Linked DNA regions of Homo sapiens: region 1 is linked to region 2. A link is a loop called in an ENCODE intact Hi-C map of the cell type or tissue named here. Cell type or tissue: Caco-2. All regions are shown on one strand. Each heading gives the region's core, and the rest is flanking DNA. Links, peaks and the distances in the headings are about the cores only. Region 1 holds the start of KRTAP4-1 (keratin associated protein 4-1). Region 2 holds the start of KRTAP3-1 (keratin associated protein 3-1).

Evidence for each region. A loop is a pair of places that touch in the nucleus more often than their neighbours do. Peaks named below come from ENCODE experiments on the same cell type or tissue, not always from the same donor. Only the 100,000 strongest peaks of a DNase experiment are listed, where the experiment ranks them.
Region 1: it touches region 2 in a loop (11-fold over the local background); 1 of 110 quality-filtered maps calls a loop at or near these places.

The regions. Positions count from the first base shown.
Region 1 is chr17:41,177,806-41,186,765 of GRCh38, reverse strand. It overlaps KRTAP4-1 (keratin associated protein 4-1), which reads left to right and starts at 1,855. Exons shown (of 1, transcript NM_001386841.1): 1 at 1,855-2,666. The coding sequence starts at 1,912. The coding sequence ends at 2,352. KRTAP4-2 (keratin associated protein 4-2) reads left to right here and starts at 8,545. Exons shown (of 1, transcript NM_033062.4): 1 at 8,545-8,960. The coding sequence starts at 8,602. It also overlaps the pseudogene KRTAP4-17P. In Caco-2, for the core only: no CTCF peak of the experiment used is centred there; a DNase peak (open chromatin) is centred at 4,065.
Region 2 is chr17:41,005,123-41,014,082 of GRCh38, reverse strand. KRTAP3-1 (keratin associated protein 3-1) reads left to right here and starts at 4,955. Exons shown (of 1, transcript NM_031958.2): 1 at 4,955-5,562. The coding sequence starts at 5,009. The coding sequence ends at 5,305. In Caco-2, for the core only: no CTCF peak of the experiment used is centred there; DNase peaks (open chromatin) are centred at 4,652 and 5,102.

The DNA.
Region 1 (8,960 bases), core at 2,342-6,341, 170 kb before region 2:
ACCTGCACTTGCTTTGACCTTGATAGTGACTTCCTTATGATACATTAATTATGTCTGCAAAAATATTAATATTCTTGTTGTCATAAGAAGTTGGGCTACATTCAAACTAAGTGCAAAGAAAAAAACCTGTTATAAATAGACAGGAAGGTGATAAAACTGCAATCATAGCAGAGGCTTTAAACATACTATTTCAAAAACGGTCATTTGAAGAAGAAAAGTAAACAAAGATATGGAGAATTTGAGTAAAATCATTATCAACTTAGACACAATGGATATTTTTATGCCATTTTATGCCTAACGAACTGAATTTTCATAATTTTTATATATACCCCAAATAGTCATAAAATATGTCCATAAAAATATATTCTAAATATGTTCTTGTATCCTTCCTTCCATCCCCTCTTCCCTCCTTCCTGAATAACTCAGTCTAAATAGAAAGTAGGTGTCTGCATGGGATAGGGATGGCCTAAAGAGATAACATTCTTAATTTCTTTTTTTAAAAATTAATGTCGTCTTGCACTTATAGAAAAATTGCAAGAATAGGTCAAAGAGGTTTCTTTGGTGATAAAAAGAAAGTGATGCTTCACTGCCTCTGAGCACTAGTGTGTGTTGCCTACATCAAGGGCTTTCCCCTCCGTAAACACAATAGAATTTAAAATCAGGCTTTATTCTTGCAAACAATGTTGCAAAGAATACCCTTGAACTTACATCTTGGAAGGTATGTATAGGTGCATCTGTTGAATACATTTCTAGAAGTGAAAAGGCTCAATCAAAACACACGCACATTTCAAAATATGCTAAATTAATTTAAGATACTGTTAAATTTCAGATTCTGTTAATTACCATCTAAAGAAGTTGCCTCAATTTAGATCCCTGCCAACTGTGTATTAAAATGTCAATGTCTTTATAATTTCACCAATTTATTAAAGTTTTTAAACTTAAATATTTTACATTTGTCATTACAAATAGCAAGTATTCACTGCCATATCCCGAGAGCATGCAGTAGAACCTGGCACACAGTAGGTATTCGGTAGATGGTTTGATGAGTGAATAAGTTGTTCAATTAAAATACCTTAAATTATGAGTGAGACTAAACATCTTTCAGAAGCTCAAAAGGCACTTAAATTTCTTTTTTTAGTGAAATCACTGTTAATATCCTTTACTCAATTTTCTGTTTGGTTGTTGTTGTTGTTGTTTTTCTCATTGGGTTGTAAGAGGTATTCATGGATTAAGAAAATTAGCTCATTTATTTGTAGATTGGTTAAGGTATTATTATTTATTTTCAGCTTACTCTTTAGCCTTCTTGTTTTTCAATCAGGCATTTGAGTTTTTTTCTGTTGTAAATTTTTTTCAATCTTTTTCTTCATTGTTGTTAAGTTTTTCTGTATTAGAAAATCCACTCCACTTCTAATATTTTAAGACAATTTCTGCTGTTTTCTTCTAGTTGTTTCACAGTTTATTTTTCTCAGAAGAATCTTCAGAAAACAAGAAACATCATCCCATTTGAGGACTGCTGTGAGACACACAGTTTTCAGGATGACACACAGAATGCTGAGTTCCAAGTGATCTGTCACCTGACAATCGACTGGATGAGTAAGATTACAAGTCTTTGAAATTAAATGACACACTAAATTAACTGAAGACAAGAGGAGGAGGAAAGACTGGATTGGCTAAACTCTAACACAGAGAAAGAATAAAAGTGCATTCCACCTTTTATACAGATATTTTCCCACAATTAGCTAACTTGATAATTGCCTATCTATTAAGATAAACAATAACAAGGAAATAGCTTTTATGTGGTGACAACAGCTCCTCAGCTGAGTATAAAAGTGGACATGGGATAAGGAGATTCCCACATTCGAAAAACTCACTGTCTTGGAAACCTACCTAGAACCTCCACCCTCTGACACCATGGTTAACTCTTGTTGTGGCTCTGTCTGCTCTGACCAGGGCTGTGATCAAGGCCTCTGCCAAGAGACCTGCTGCCGCCCCAGCTGCTGCCAGACCACCTGTTGCTGCCCCAGCTGTGTTGTATCCAGCTGCTGCCGCCCATCCTGCTCTCAGACTACCTGCTGCCAGACCACTTGCTGTCGCCCCAGCTGCTGCCACCCAGTCTGTTGTCAGACCACCTGCCGCCCCAGCTGTGGTGTGTCCAGCTGCTGCCGCCCACTCTGCTGTCAGACCACCTGCCACCCCAGCTGTGGTATGTCCAGCTGCTGCCGTCCACTCTGTTGTCAGACCACCTGCCGCCCCAGCTGTGGTGTGTCCAGCTGCTGCCGTCCACTCTGCTGTCAGACCACCTGCTGCCGTGCAACTTGCTGCCGCCCCAGCTGCTGTGGATCCTCTTGTTGAACCTCATATTGGACTATCAACCATGAGCCAGTCACCATCCCATGATATGAAAGTGTCATTTATATCAACTTGTCCATGTGTTAAATGGCCATCAGCTTTATTATCCTGTTATTCCACTAAGTAACTGGTGAAAGGGCATCCATCTACATTTAATACCACTCATTTTTCCCATGGATCTCTTCCCAGCAGCATTCAGACCTCAGATGCATGATGCAGTTAGACTAAGCCTCTAAGTTTCTGACTGTTATGCTTGATTTGACCTTCAAAATTACATATTAACTGTTCTTCAATAAATATTATCTTAATATCAGTAATTCTTTTCTCTTTTTTCAATTTTTTTGAGAATTAGTTGTCAGTTTATTTTTTAGCATTACTTCTCTCAAGATAAAGACAAATTTGGGTTACCACGACCAGGAAAGAAAACTGATTTTGTAAATATAATGTAATGCTTATATTATAGAAAGGACTTCATAAATTTTTCAAAATAAGATAACTCGCTGTATTTAACTAACAAAAGTTTCTTATTCAGTCAATGAAATTATTGATCATCTGTCATGTTCATTGCACTGTTGGGCTCTGGAGATCACATCAAGATATGTGAGGCACAGGAGCTTCCTAAAAGGAGCTCACCGTCTAATCTTGGAAATAAGAGGAAAGAGCAAAGTAGATAGATTGTGCTGGGTAGTACTGATCAGAGGAGAACTTTCTGTCTTGGGGAAGAGTAAGACATTAGGAATATACATATACACACATTTAATAATAGAATGAGTTAAGTTGGTACAGGGAAGATGTGCAGGTCACAGACCCATGAAATGAAGAGGAGGAAAATATAGGAAAATGTTTACATTCTTATGAGGACAAGACTGAGATGAGCTAAGAAACAGTTGGTGTTGACCAAATTTGGTGGAAGTTAAACCTCACTGGCCTCATCCCATCACCTCTATGTTAATGGTACTATACTAAAAGTCATAGGCAAATGAGAAAGCTCTTAGTCAAAGATGGAGCCACACAAGGACAAGGGAATATCCTCTTTGGGGAAGAGTCAGGGAGGAGTTGGGTAAGGGTTTGAATGGTAGGCAATGATAGAGTTGTAAAAGAGAAGGACTCAGGCTGTAATTTTAAGCTGTGAGCTAAGAATGCACTCTCGGGATATGCTTAGACTCTACAGCTTTCTTGTATCTCAGGTAAACTTGGTCATATTCAGACAAGCAAACCATATGTCTCCTGTAGCCACATGGCTTTGCTTATTCTGCCTGATGTCACTTCCACATGAAAAAAAAATATACTTGAGCAAAATACAGGATTTAATAGAATAAAAATTATCCTCAGGAAAGGACCAAAAAAATTATAGATGTTCTAAAATGGGGAAATAATATTCTTTTCAATAATGATAATAATCATGAAGGATCAGAAAATATGGGCAGGAGTGCAGTAAGCAGTAATGCCAAGGCTGTCAAGGTGAAGCACAGATGCAGTGGAAGGTCATTGCAAATGATGGGGGTGCCACTCAGCTGATGGGTAGACAGCAGGAAGGTAAAGCGAGAAATACTGGTAGATTTCTCATTTTCATTGGTATAATTTATACCTAAATACCAATTACTGTCCACACTTGTCTGGGATAGGCAAAGCAAATTGTCAAGAAATGTTATCTGTTTTGTCTTTATAGCGTGTGTCACCATGTTTACAGCAGCCTCTCATCTCCCCATGACAAGTGAATGTTTTACCCAAGGCAGCCTAGCTCCAAGGCAGCCATCTGGTTGTTTCCTCTGCTCTTTAGCAACTACTTTCCCTTTTGGAAGTTCAAACTTATCACAGTTTCTCATGTCTTTGAGATAATTTCCATTCCATAACCAAATAATATCAATAGGCCCAAGAGTTAAGGACTTTAGTTAGAAGCAAAATTTAGACAAGGACGAAGAAGAAAATGGCAAAAATTAAAGTACATTATCATATCAGTAGAGCAATATAACATTAGTGTCATAAAGAAAGTCACATTCTTTTTTTTTTTTTTTTGAGATGGAGTCTCACTGTGTCGCCCAGGCTGGAGTGCAGTGGCGCGATCTTGGCTCACTGAAATCTCTGCCTCCCGGGTTCACGCCATTCTCCTGCCTCAGCCTCCTGAGTAGCTGGGACTACAGGCACCCACCACCGTGCCCGGCTAAATTTTTGTATTTTTAGTAGAGACAGGGTTTCACCGTGTTAGCCAGGATGGTCTCGATCTCCTGACCTCATGATCCACCTGCCTCGGGCTCCCAAAGTGCTGGGATTACAGGCATGAGCCACCATGCCCGGCCAAGGCTTTTAAGAGTTTCTTAACCAACCTTCTATTTTCTTTCTGGATGAAAGAGTTCTAATATTTTATTCTTTCTTGTAAGGGTATCGCTCTATTCTTATGAGAATCTAAATACACTTTTCTGGGTAAACATTAGCTTATGTCTCAGTTAAATTTTGAAATGAACATAGGCACAAAACAGGCAAGATGTGTTGCCAGAAGTATAAAAATGCAGGTTGTATTTATTCCTGTGGCCTATCTAATTATGGCTAATATTTGGAGGACTTTGGTGCATTCAGCACTAACCTAGTAATATGGTTGTTGGGAAAAATAATTTTTGAAGAGTTTATATCACTGTTTTAAGTCATAATTTAGGTTAGACAGAAATGTCTTTCGGGTATTTGTGGCTGGGTATTTTATTTTGAATTGCTTCTCTCCTAGGAGGAGCATGTAGGGAAAATTACTATATCTTATAGGATCCATACTCTTAAAAATGGGATTTTACATGACTGAACCTGAGGACAATTACAAATTTTAAAAGATAAGCATGAACATGGATGGGAGGGATAAAGGATAACAATGAGTCATCAAGTAAAAGGGAATCAAAAAAAAGTCATAAATGTATAGGTTTGTAAACTGGAAGTCACGTTAGAGATATCTAACCCAGAGATTTTCAAACAGTGAAGTTTGCCATTGAGTAGAGCCCAGAAATTGACTTAAAAGTCTATACATGGCTCACTCCTGTAATCCCAGCATTTTGGGAGGCAGAGGCAGGTGGATCACGAGGTCAGGAGATCGAGACCATCCTGGCTAACACGGTGAAACACTATCTCTACTAAAAATACAAAAAATTAGCCAGGCATGGTGGCGGGCACCTGTAGTCCCAGCTACTCAGGAGGCTGAGGCAGGAGAATGGCGTGAACTGGGGAGGCAGAGCTTGCAGTGAGCCAAGATAGCGCCACTGCACTCTGGCCTGGGCGAAAGAGCGAGACTCCATCTCAAAAAAAAAAAGTCTATACAAATTAATTATATCCTAAAGCTGGTGTCTTAAAAGCAGTATGGAAAGGATTACTTCAAATATACTATAAAACAGGTAGCCAAATTCAGGAATAAACGAAGGAAAGGGAAAAAAGCAAGAAAGAATAAAAGGGATTAATGAAAGATGTACAGAATGAAGAAAAAAAGGAGAGATTTTCATTTGTTAAATCAAAACAAATTTCATCCAGATAAAATATTCAACATAAAAATGAAACCGTTCAGTGGCCACACCTAACCGTGGATCCCAGCCAGTAGCCACAGCTGCACAAAAGCCCAGGCAGCAGCCCCACTGAACCTCAGGGCCTGGGCAGGAGTTTTACCCACCCAGAGACCCCCAAGAGTAAGCCCTGCCTGTTCACAAATGCTACCAGCTTCCCCGTCCAGAATCCCAGGCCGAGTTGACTGCTGAGAGTCTTTCCCTGCTGAAGGGAACTTGTAAAGTGTGGAAGAGGAGACTGTGTCCTCAAAGGCACAAACACCAATGTAAGATTGCAAGGATTTTACACACACACACACACACACACTGAAATGTTATTAGCCATGAAATGAAGAAAATCCTGTCATTTGGGACAACATGGATGGACTTTGAGGACATTATGCTAAGTGAAGTAGGTCAGACAATGAAAGACAAATAATCTCATTTACATGTGGAATCTAAAAACTCATAGAAACAGAGGGTAGAATGGTGATTGTCAAAGGTTGTGGATGGAGGAAATGAGGAAATGTTGGTCAAAGGGAGAAAATATTCATTTATAAGAAGAATAGGTTCTGAGGATCTAATGTACAGCATGGTCACTGTAGTTAATTACACTGTATTGTATATTTAAAATTTGCTGAAAGACTAGATCTAAAATGTTCTCACTACACACACTCAAAAAATGGTAACTATGTGAAGTGGTGGAGGTGAACTAATTTGATCATGACAATAATTTCACAATATATACATATCAGAGCATCAGGGTGTACACCTTATATACATACAATTTTATATTTCAATTATAGCTGAGTAGAGGTAGAAAAAATGAAATTGTTAAAGTACTAGAAGAAATCGTGAGAGATTCCTAAATATAATGTAAATTTATCTTAAGGAAAACACACACACACACACACACACTCACACACACTCACATCATGAAGAAAAATAGTTAATATAAAGTGATCTCTACTGAATCATCAGCAGGCACCAATCGTCACGGCTTCTCAAGGGCACGATTCTTTTCCAGAATACAAGGTCTCCTGGAAATCTTAGAGTTGTTCTCGTACACCACCATGGGGCTCACAGGGTCTTAATTCCACAGCATCATGGAACCCACTTTCATCCCTCAATAAAATATGATGTCTGGGTACATCAGAGCCAGAGAACAGTGCAGGCTCAGAACACCAGCCAGCGCACCAAGCAGGGGTTCACTTGGGAGCCCAAGTTGTTTTCATTCTGCTTGAATCACCTGGAAATTAGGGCCAGGGCAGGAGTAGGAACTGGCTTGGAACATAGCAGCATCATAAGAACACCACAATTTGATTTATTAGACTTATAAGCACCTGAGAGAAGAAAGGGAATCTCCCTCATTCATCCAATCCCCTCCATCTGGTTCTTGGATCTCCCTCAGAAACACCAGCTTACACTGAAACTCCTCCCCTGATTATCTGCAGAGGCTGCCCAGTTCATAAAACATTTCTATCATGGTAAGTCAGACATTTTTCCACCCCCTTCCCTGGGTTCCTTGACTCCTCAGGGGTGGGGAAATACATATATATTTATTAACTGATGAGTTAATGAATTGACAACATAGCACATTTTTGAAACAATAGTCAGCCATCCCTACATGAAAAAATATAGGCTGATATCCTTTGTTCTTGATACCTGTTTTCTGCTTTCTTTCTCTCTTTATTGATTTATTTTTTGAAAACAAAGATGTAAAGTGTGAAATTGGATCAACAACTTCTATAAGGAAGCAGCAGAGTATAGGACATCTTCAAGGCCCAGCAATTCAGCAGAGAAAGCAAGAGGGCTGGGAGCGAATTAGAGCAAGCAAAGGATACTGAGTCATCTAATTTGGGTTGGCCAGAAAATTTTGGAACCTGGAGAGATGAGCTCATGTGCCCTGTTAGAGCTAGGAAGGCAGAAAGGCAAAGTCACAAGGAAAATCTGCCCCAGGGAGCAAAAAAATGAGGGACTTGGACCTTTAAGTATAGCTGTTCTCTGAAGCCAACATTCCCCAAGAGGCCCTGAATCTGAATTTTGGAGGGTTGTTTCTGTAGAAAAGGAAACATCAAACTTTCACAGCTTAGTTTTCCACCTTAAAACAGCTCTGTATTTCTCATCAGAAGGTCTAGAAAATGGGTCACAATTCAGAGTGCGGAAGATAAAAAAGCGATAGGTCCTACGGTGTTCTCGTTCTCACACCAGTGGTCATCTGTTTCACACTGAAATCTGTTTCACACTGAAACCTTCACAGGCCATCTGACCCATAATGAAGGAGCCATCAGACTGAAATGCAGCTTTATCCTCCTGAGTCACCAGAAAGAGTCAAGGGCCTGTAAGAATAGTAATCACCCAAGAGTAGTCATGATGTGTTAAGCAAATGAGACTGAAGCACATAGTATGTGCTTACAGGCAGATGTCACATGGCTGCTCTAGGAGGAAGCTATAGTAAGAGAGACACAGGAGGTGGTTCAGGAAGAGCTGAGCTAAGGAGTCCTAACACATTAGGGAAAGGAGACAGTGTTTCCATCTATGTGGATAAGTTAACCAGAACAACAAACTTGCCTAATTTGATAATTGCCTACATATCAGGACAAATAATAACAAGGAAAGAGTGTTGCATCTGATGACATCAGGCCTTAGCAGGGTATAAAAGAGGATCTGGGGCAAGGAAACTTCCAAACCTTCCAAACCCACCTTCCTGGAAATCCACCCAGAACCTCCACCCTCTGACACCATGGTCAACTCCTGTTGTGGCTCTGTGTGCTCTGACCAGGGCTGTGGCCTAGAGAACTGCTGCCGTCCCAGCTGCTGCCAGACCACCTGCTGCAGGACCACCTGCTGCCGCCCCAGCTGCTGTGTGTCCAGCTGCTGCAGACCGCAGTGCTGCCAGTCTGTGTGCTGCCAGCCCACCTGCTGCAGCCCCAGCTGCTGCCAGACCACTTGCTGCAGGACCACCTGCTGCCGTCCCAGCTGCTGTGTGTCCAGCTGCTTCAGACCCCAGTGCTGCCAGTCTGTGTACTGCCAGCCCACCTGCTGCCGCCCCAGCTGTGGCCAGACCACCTGCTGCAGGACCACCTGCTACCGCCCCAGCTG
Region 2 (8,960 bases), core at 2,377-6,376:
ACATATTTTTATATATTAGTTAATCATAAAGAATTATCTGTTACTATCTGTATACTCCACAGCCTACAATAATACATAAGAATTAAACTGAAAGCCTAGGGTTCCCAGGAAAAATAGGTAACACTTCCAGCCAGCTGGCTAAGCAATCACTTGCAAGAATGTTGCATGTGCCACGGGACTGAAAGCTATGAGATCAGCCCTGCATGTTGCCAGATGACAATTATAGAGACTATCAGATGTCCTCAAGTGGAAAACACCACTACTTCCATTTAAAAGAAATTCAATTTGGGGGTAATTTTCAGTGCAAGCTAATAAGGTGATGAGATATATCAGGCTTGACTATAACCACAAACTGGAAAAAAAAAAAATCTGATGCAACTGGAAAACACTCCCAAAGTTCACCATTTAACCCAAGCCCAGAATCCTTTGCATGAATTTTCAGCATATAGCAAAGTAAACAAAGAATAAATTGATGTCAATGGCAGCCTTGATACCAGCCATTCTTTCTTTCAATCTATACTATAAAGGAATGCACTGGCAGTTTCAAAGATCATGCAATTCAGGAAATGAAGACCAAATGTTTTTATTTACTAGACATTTTTATTAGGATGACAAACTTTAAAGGTTTCTATATCCTGCTTTTGTGAAGGGATGAAGAATTCCAACAGGCTTTAGGAAAATTGAGTGGCCCTAAGGTGTGAAGCTTCCTAACATCCCTGCTGACTCAGGAGGTGACACTGTGGAAGGTGTTTCCCAACAGCCACCCACAAATTCACTGAGTTGTTGGGAGATGGATATTCGTAAGGCACAAAGTGGCTCACAGCAAAACATGACTAACGCACATAAAAGTGACTATCTCGTTCTCAGTCCAGGCACATCATTGTAAGCAAAATTTTTCCTGTATGTTGGAGCCTCCCAAATCTGCACGTCCAGCTCTGCTCCCTCTCACGGCTTCAGGATGCTTTGTCTGTAGGTCCCAAACTAAACTCATCTCCAATCCCTTTCCTATCACCCCAGACAGCAGCTGTTTCTACGAGTAAATCTGACACCTAGACATGATCCTTGGCTCCACACATCCTCTCAATCAGCATGACCTATCATCTCCACTTTCAAAAGGGCTTCCAAACTCTACCACTTCTTAACAGTTCATCAAAAACTAGCATCAACTGTCTATCCTCACACTTTCTAGTCGTGCCAGTTTCCACTTTGCTCTGCTGTAGTTCATTTTCCTTTGAACATAAGGAAAATGTTATCACTCCCTTCTTTAAGTCATCCAGTGGATTTCAACACCCTTAGAGTAAAATCTAAACTGTGTAGAACAACTAAAAAATTCTACATGGCCTGCCACCTGCCACCTTCTGTAACCTTATTTCCTATTATACTCCTTCAAAATCCTACACGGCCTGCCACCTGCCACCTTCTGTAACCTTATTTCCTATTATACTCCTTCAAAATCCTACACGGCCTGCCACCTGCCACCTGCCACCTTCTGTAACCTTATTTCCTATTATACTCCTTCAAAATCCTACACGGCCTGCCACCTGCCACCTTCTGTAACCTCATTTCCTATTACGCTCCTTGTCTTCACTATAGTCCAGCCACTCTGACCACTCTAACTAAGGTAATACACTCCCTGGCACTTCTCTGGAGTTCTTATTTATTCATTTGTTAGTTTTCTTATTGTCTGTCTCTCCCACTTGACAACAAGGACCTTATCTGACCTGTTTATTGCTCTATGCTTAGCACCTAGCATAGTCTTAGACATTTTGTTGAGGGCATTAATAAATTTAAAAAATACATGAGCATAATCTACAATTATATAAAATTTAATTCCACAAAAATATCGATTTTGTGCAAACTATTGCTATTAGGTGAGCCATCGTTCACTAGTAGTGTGACTTTAGAATCATTACTTAATATCCTTATTCTTGGTTTCATCATCTGGGAAATGGGTACAGTAATAGTGTACCCAATAGTGATCTTAAAGGGTTGTAAGATGTAAGGAAGAAGATGCACAATAATACTTAGCACCATGCCTGACACATGGTATACATCCAATCCATGAAAAGTGTTAGCAGAGGATTAGTGTTCCCATTACCTTAAAAACAAAAATATTAATTTTATTGTGGAAACTGCTGTACCACCCAGATGGTGGTCCCTAAAAACTGAATGATGTGATAAGAAATCTCTGGTAACTCCCACTTCTCTATTCCCACAAAACTATGATATCTTCTAAGACACTCCTCACTCCCCTAGAACACCCAAATAGTTTCCTAATTATTGTCCTTGTCTTCAAGTTTCCTCCTTTCTACAGCATAGTCTTTTGATTAAGAAAATAGCTCTAAACTCAACTCCCCTTGTGGTCCCAAGACCTTCAATGACCTGGCCTCATCCTTCCTACCAATCTTACACTCAACTAATCTTGAGGGTCTTCTGCACTGTAGTCAGACAATACCCCTAAAGCAAGAGGGAATCTGGCACAGTGATTAAGACCATGGAGTCTGAAGCCATACTGCTTGGCTTCAAATGCCAGCTACTCACCCACTAGCTACTTAGCCTCTCTATGCTGCAGGTTCCTCGTCTGTCAAAGGGCAAGGATAATATCATTGCATACATCATCATAAGGTTGTTGTAAGAACTGTATGAAATAATGCATGCAAAGCACTCAGCACATTACCTAATACTTAGTAAGTGGCAATGATAACCATGATGAGCCTTCCCTCAAAAACTACAGTATCCTTCCAAAATCTAGTCATGTCACATGCCTGTTCAGCAACCTTTACATAATGCCTATTGCCTACAAGATAAAGTTCAAAATCCTAAGTGTAGGATACTAAGCACAGTACAAATTCTTCATACTGTGGCACTAACCCACCTTTCCGTCTTCATTCCAACAGATTCAGAACCTATGCTTCAACCAGGCAACACTTTTTGTCATACCATGGGGGCCCTGTGGCATTTTGTTTCAATGGCTGAAATCTCCTTCCTATTTATTTCTATCTGCTCAGCTCCTTTTCACCCTTCAAGATCCAAACAGATGTTCTCTTTTTGTGAAGGGCTTCCTAAGTTTTCTAGGAGAAGTCTGTGGCTTCTACCTCTAAATTCTCATATCATAACCTGGAAAATCTAAATGTACAATCCTTTGTTATTGTTTGCTGGTTTACTTCTCTGTGTCTGTCTTCTTCTCTATGACCCCTGTAAGGGCAGGAGCCTATTGCGACTTTTTGCATGATGCCCAACATACAACAGGTGTTCAATCAATGAGCATTTTATATGTAAATTCTAATTTTGATATGTAAATATCTAAGAGAGATGTAAATTCTAGCATAGGAATCCAAAACTGCAAAATCATTCCAATAAGAAAATGGCTAAAAAGAAAGCAGTTTCATGCTAAGCATTTTTTTAATCCAACATCTTGTTGATTTGCATCTCATTTGGCTTCTGATTCCTCTGCATTGTGCAATTTTCTACTTTAGAACTTGAGCCATCTTATCTGAAAAAATGGGTCAAGAAAATATGTACATGTTTTTAAGCCTTTCTAAGTAAGCCATTTCTAAAGGTTTTACCAGTTTAGTATTTTTCATATTCTAAAGTAATTCTAAATCATCATACTAAATTTTCTACCTTTATCTACTTTTAAAACTTTATTTTTAGAGTTTTAGTGGTTTAGATGAAACTCGGAAATGTCTCTATTCTGGACCACAGAGCCTGGAAGTAAGACAGGGGTGTTCAATGTTTTGGCTTCCCTGGGCCACATTGAAAGAAGAATTGTCTTGGGCCACACATAAAATACACTAACACTAATGACAGCTGATGAGCAAAAAAAGAAAAAAAATCACAAAAAAATCTCATAATGTTTTAAGAAAGTTTATGAATTTGTGTTGTGCTGCATTCAATGCCTTTCTGGGCCACAGGTTGAACAAGCTTGCTGTAAGATGTTGCTAAATCTCCCCAAGTATGTTTCATAAAGCACTGACCTATAGAGCTAATCTCTGAAAACAAACAAAAAGCAGTCCATGGTCAAGTAAGTTTGGAGAAAAATATATGCTATATCTCTGTATTGAAAAGTCATAGAGCATTTTAGCACATTAAAGGCTCCGAGAGGCCCAACAATGAAGAATTCAGCATTTCCCAAACTTACTTACCAGAAAACACTTTCAAGTCCCTTGGAACCAGTGTTCATGGAACTCAGTCTGGTAAATACTGCATCATTTAGCTTCTGAATGGCCCAATACAACCAGCCTTTTGGTTATAAATAATCTCCATTTATAACACAGTTGGATGGAGCTTAAAGGACACCCATCTTTGTCACCCATGAAGGTCTTCATTCCCACCTGCATGTTCTTACCAAGTTATTGTTCAGAGCATATTTGAAAGGAATGCAGAACAAACGATTTGTTATAGCTCTGTTTGAAAGTGCCTCTTTACACAAAACCAAAATCTATTTCTCTATAGATTCTATCCATTCATCTTCATTCAGTTTATTGGAGCCACAAATAATAAATCTAAAATGTTATATCACTTTTTCAGCCTGAGGGCCTAAAGGATCACATAGAACCTGTAGTCACTGGTAGAACAGCAAACAAAAAGCTTACTTGTCCTCTTCATCTGAAAAGTAAACAAAAGAAGTGGGAAACGTTTGCAGATGCCTGGCATACCGAGCCATTATTAGTGAGGGTATAATGATTAGAAGATAATGGCCCGGTACCTTTGAAGACTGGAATGAAGATTTCTGTGTAGTGACACACTGGCAATGTGAATAGTCCTAATTTGACAACAAAACAACCTAAATCTCTTTTATGAGGTGAGCAGTGTATCTTAGGTAATAAACACTTAAGTAATTAGGCATTTTTTATGGAAATAACTATAAACTGAAACATGGGGGAAAAACCCTCAGTAATAGGCTGACGCCCAGGGAGATGGGTATATAAGAGCCAGAGCAGAAGAGAGGAGCATCGAGACACCAACAGACTTCTCTCAACTCAACAAAAACCCACCTCCCATTGCCATGTATTGCTGTGCTCTCCGCTCCTGCAGCGTCCCCACCGGCCCTGCCACCACCTTCTGCTCATTTGATAAAAGCTGCCGCTGTGGAGTCTGCCTACCCAGCACCTGCCCACATGAGATCAGCCTCCTTCAGCCCATCTGCTGTGACACCTGCCCCCCACCCTGCTGCAAGCCTGATACCTATGTGCCAACTTGCTGGCTGCTCAACAACTGTCACCCGACTCCCGGACTGAGTGGGATCAACCTGACCACCTATGTTCAGCCTGGCTGTGAGAGTCCCTGTGAGCCCCGCTGTTAACCAGCCGAGTCTGCACAGGTTCCGTGAGGTGGCTGCCCAATGTCCTCTGCACCATCTGGGCTTCAGCACTCACTACTGCCTACATCAAGGCTAAGGCCATCCCAATCCCCGGGGCCAAGTCTTGATGAATCTTCTTAATTATTTGCACATTTGGGTACCATTGGAGACCTCCCTTCTGTCTTTTAGGCTATTTCATCACTCTTTGAGAAATAACCATTTTGACCATTTGTTAATAAACTTTATTCTGGCTTAGCAAATATGACCTTGTGATTATTTATTTTCATGTCTCCCATTAGGGAAAGTGGAATGCCTACCTAAACCTGAACAGTAGGTTATCACACTATCCAAGATTTACCCCAACAGAATAAGAGCTCTCATAGTGGAATTTATCGAAAAAATAGATACTGGTTATTTGTGATAAGTTAAAAAGTAAAAAATGTGGTAGTTCATTTTATAGAAGCTTTTTATTTAACAGATATTTATTTAATAGATATTATTGGAAGACATCCACTGTGCAAGCACTATGCTAGAGTCTAGAGATTAACAGAATGTTTTAAAAATACTTGATTTTAGTTTCCATTGATTCTGACATTGATTTTTCTTTCTTCCTTAATTGACTAAATGAATTGATCACTGTGCTGGTGTGTATAAATAATTTGATTATCCTAGTCCTCACAGTCATCTGAAATTCTGAGCTCAAAATGCAAAGCAATTTTGAGAAGTGTATATATCCATTTCTTCATATATGCTGTCTTCCAAAACAATCCATTTTTAATTAATGTTAGCATTTATCGAGTATTCATTGATTCCTCAAATGGGGCTTACATTGGTTTACATTAGTCATGACTATGATTAGAAGTTTGCTAGTCTAAGTGACATATAATATCATGACATTGAAATATGCTTAAAATATCAGACTACAGTGTAGTATTTTCTATACACCAGAAATAGTCACACAATTCTGAGAGCAAAAACACACAGTTTCTATTAGAACAAAACTACTACGATAACCACTAATTCATGTCCTTATTTATCTTAGAAAAATCTAGGTGCAATTAGGTCTTTGCAAAAAATAAAGGTATTGTGATTATATATATATATATATATATACACACACACACACTTTTGGACTTGCCTTTGGCCTTTGGGCCAATTGCTTCCCTCTCAGTCTCAATTTCCCTGTTATTAAAGTGATTTCCTACCTATAGCGTGGTTTCCTACCTATAGCTTGGTTTCCTACAGGCTCAGTTAGCTTGTTATTACTCTCTGCCCTGCTTTTGTCTCAGGATTATTGTGAGGACCAGATGCCCTGAAGTGTAGAAACCACCGTGTCCACAGCATCAACCTGTTACACATGAGAGACTCTCACCATTACTGCCATATGGAAGTTCCCAACTTTCTCACCAAAAGACATCTTTTAAAAATATTTATTTATTTATTTATTTATTTATTTCCGTAGCTTTTGGGTTACAGGTGGTTTTTGGTTACATGGATGAATTATATAGTGGTGGTGAATTCTGAGATTTTAGTGCACCCGTACCCAAGGAGTATACATGGTAGCTAATGTGTAGTGTTTTATCCCTGGCCTCCCTCCCACCCTCCACTTTTTGAGTCTCTAAAGTCCATTATATCACTCCATATGCATCTGCATACTTAGTTTAGCTCCCACTTATAAGTGAAAACATGGTTTTTTGTTTTCCATTCCTGTAATTTCCCACTCCATTTCACTCAGAATAATGGCCTCCAGCTCCATCCAAGTTGCCACAAAAGACATTGTTTCATTCCCTTTAACAGCTGAGTAGTATTCCATGGTGTATACATACCACAGTTTCTCTATCCACTCATTGGATGATGGATACGTAGGTTGGGCATCTTTTTATTTCTTGAAATATGTATTTTTCCCAAATGGCTTTCTTAAAAATGTTTATTAATTCCTTCATTTGTGTTCATAAATACATTTATAAATATCAATTAAATGTTTAGGATTACTATAGAATAACCTTTGTTACCATGCCAAGTTACCTTTTTTCTAGTCAAAAACAAAGAATTTTCATGTTTTCATACATGCTAGTAAGGGATAAAAATTAGAGTTTGTTTTTAATACCTAAAATAACTCGAAGTTCCTATTACTACTACCATGGTCTTTAGCATTCACGGGCCCTGGCCTAGTTATAAATCCCCAACTGGAAACCAGAAGATGTGTTGTTTTAGTCCTGGCTCTGCCTTGAGCTGCCTCTGTGGCCCTAAGCAAGTCAATTAAGTTCTTGGGGTCTCAGGTGTTAAAGCAGTAAAATGGGTTGGTTGATCACACCATCTCTAAGGTTGCTTTTCGTTTTAACATTCTATGATTCTAGATCATCCAGAAGCATTCTAAGTAACAAGTACCCCATGCAACTAACCAAGCCCATTCTACCTCATTACTTTTACTGCTTTCATTAGGAATAGCTCACACTGAGTGAGTATCTACTGGACATACTAATGAGGTAGAAGGTGGGACTCTACTCCAGAAGCGGGGCTCAGATACTGGACCAAATTGAGGGCTAGCTAAAACAGGATGGGGACAGAAACAGCTTTCCAATCAGACATGCCCACCAGCATGCTGTGTCAATTTACCATTGCCATGGCAACACCTGAGTTACCACCCCTTTCCATGGCAATGACCCAATGACCTAAAACTTACTACTCCTTCTTAGAAATTTCTGCACAAACCACTCTTTAATCTACATCTAATTAAAAGTAGGTAGAAATATGCAAAACTGCCCTGAGCTGCTACTCTCTGCCTACAGAGGTAGCCCTGTTCTGCAGGAGCAATCACAGAGCTGTAACACTGCTGCTTCAATAAAGCTGTTTTCTACCTCTGGCTTGCCCTTGAATTCTTCCCTAGGCAAAGCCAAGAACCCTTGCAGGCTAAGCCCCACTTTGGGGCTCCCCTGCCCTGCATCACTAACAGGTGAAGAAAGGCCACTAACAGGTGCAGAAACTCAGGCTGAGAAAGACTAAATTACTTGCAAAAGTTACATAAATCATAAGTGAGAGAGAAGGACTTAAACCCCAAACTAAGTCCGAAGTCCCTTCTCTTTCCACTACACCAAAGCACTCACCTTCCCCACAGACAGCAATATGTCAAAGAGAAATGTGACTATAGGTGGCTCTCTTTATTCAGGAGAAAGTATATGACACTTGACAATATATTCTCTACTATCCCTGTCAATTGTATCTTTTGTTGTTTTCTCTGTTTTCTCTGTGGTGATTATAGTCTAAAATAAAATGAGTGTATACAATGAGTATTAAAAAAGGTATCCGTGTTTCTAAGTTAAGAACAAACCTTTTTTAAAAAGTCAGACTTTACTGATTAGCAGTGTCAGCAGAGAAGAAATATTGGCTGCATCATTAACTTTGAATTGAAATGCAGAATGTTTGGCAACTCAAACACATTTTCAGTTCAACTTCAGCATCAATAATCAAGGTAAAACAACTGCCCTTAACATTAATAATTGTTTATCCTTGATAATATAATAAAAAACAAGATATTTCATTTTTCCTTCAAATTGTTATTGAGGCCAGGCACAGCGACTCGTGCCTGTAATCCCAGCACTTTGGGAGGCTGAGGTGGGTCTACTGTGAGTCCATTAAACTTCTTTCCTTTATAAATTAC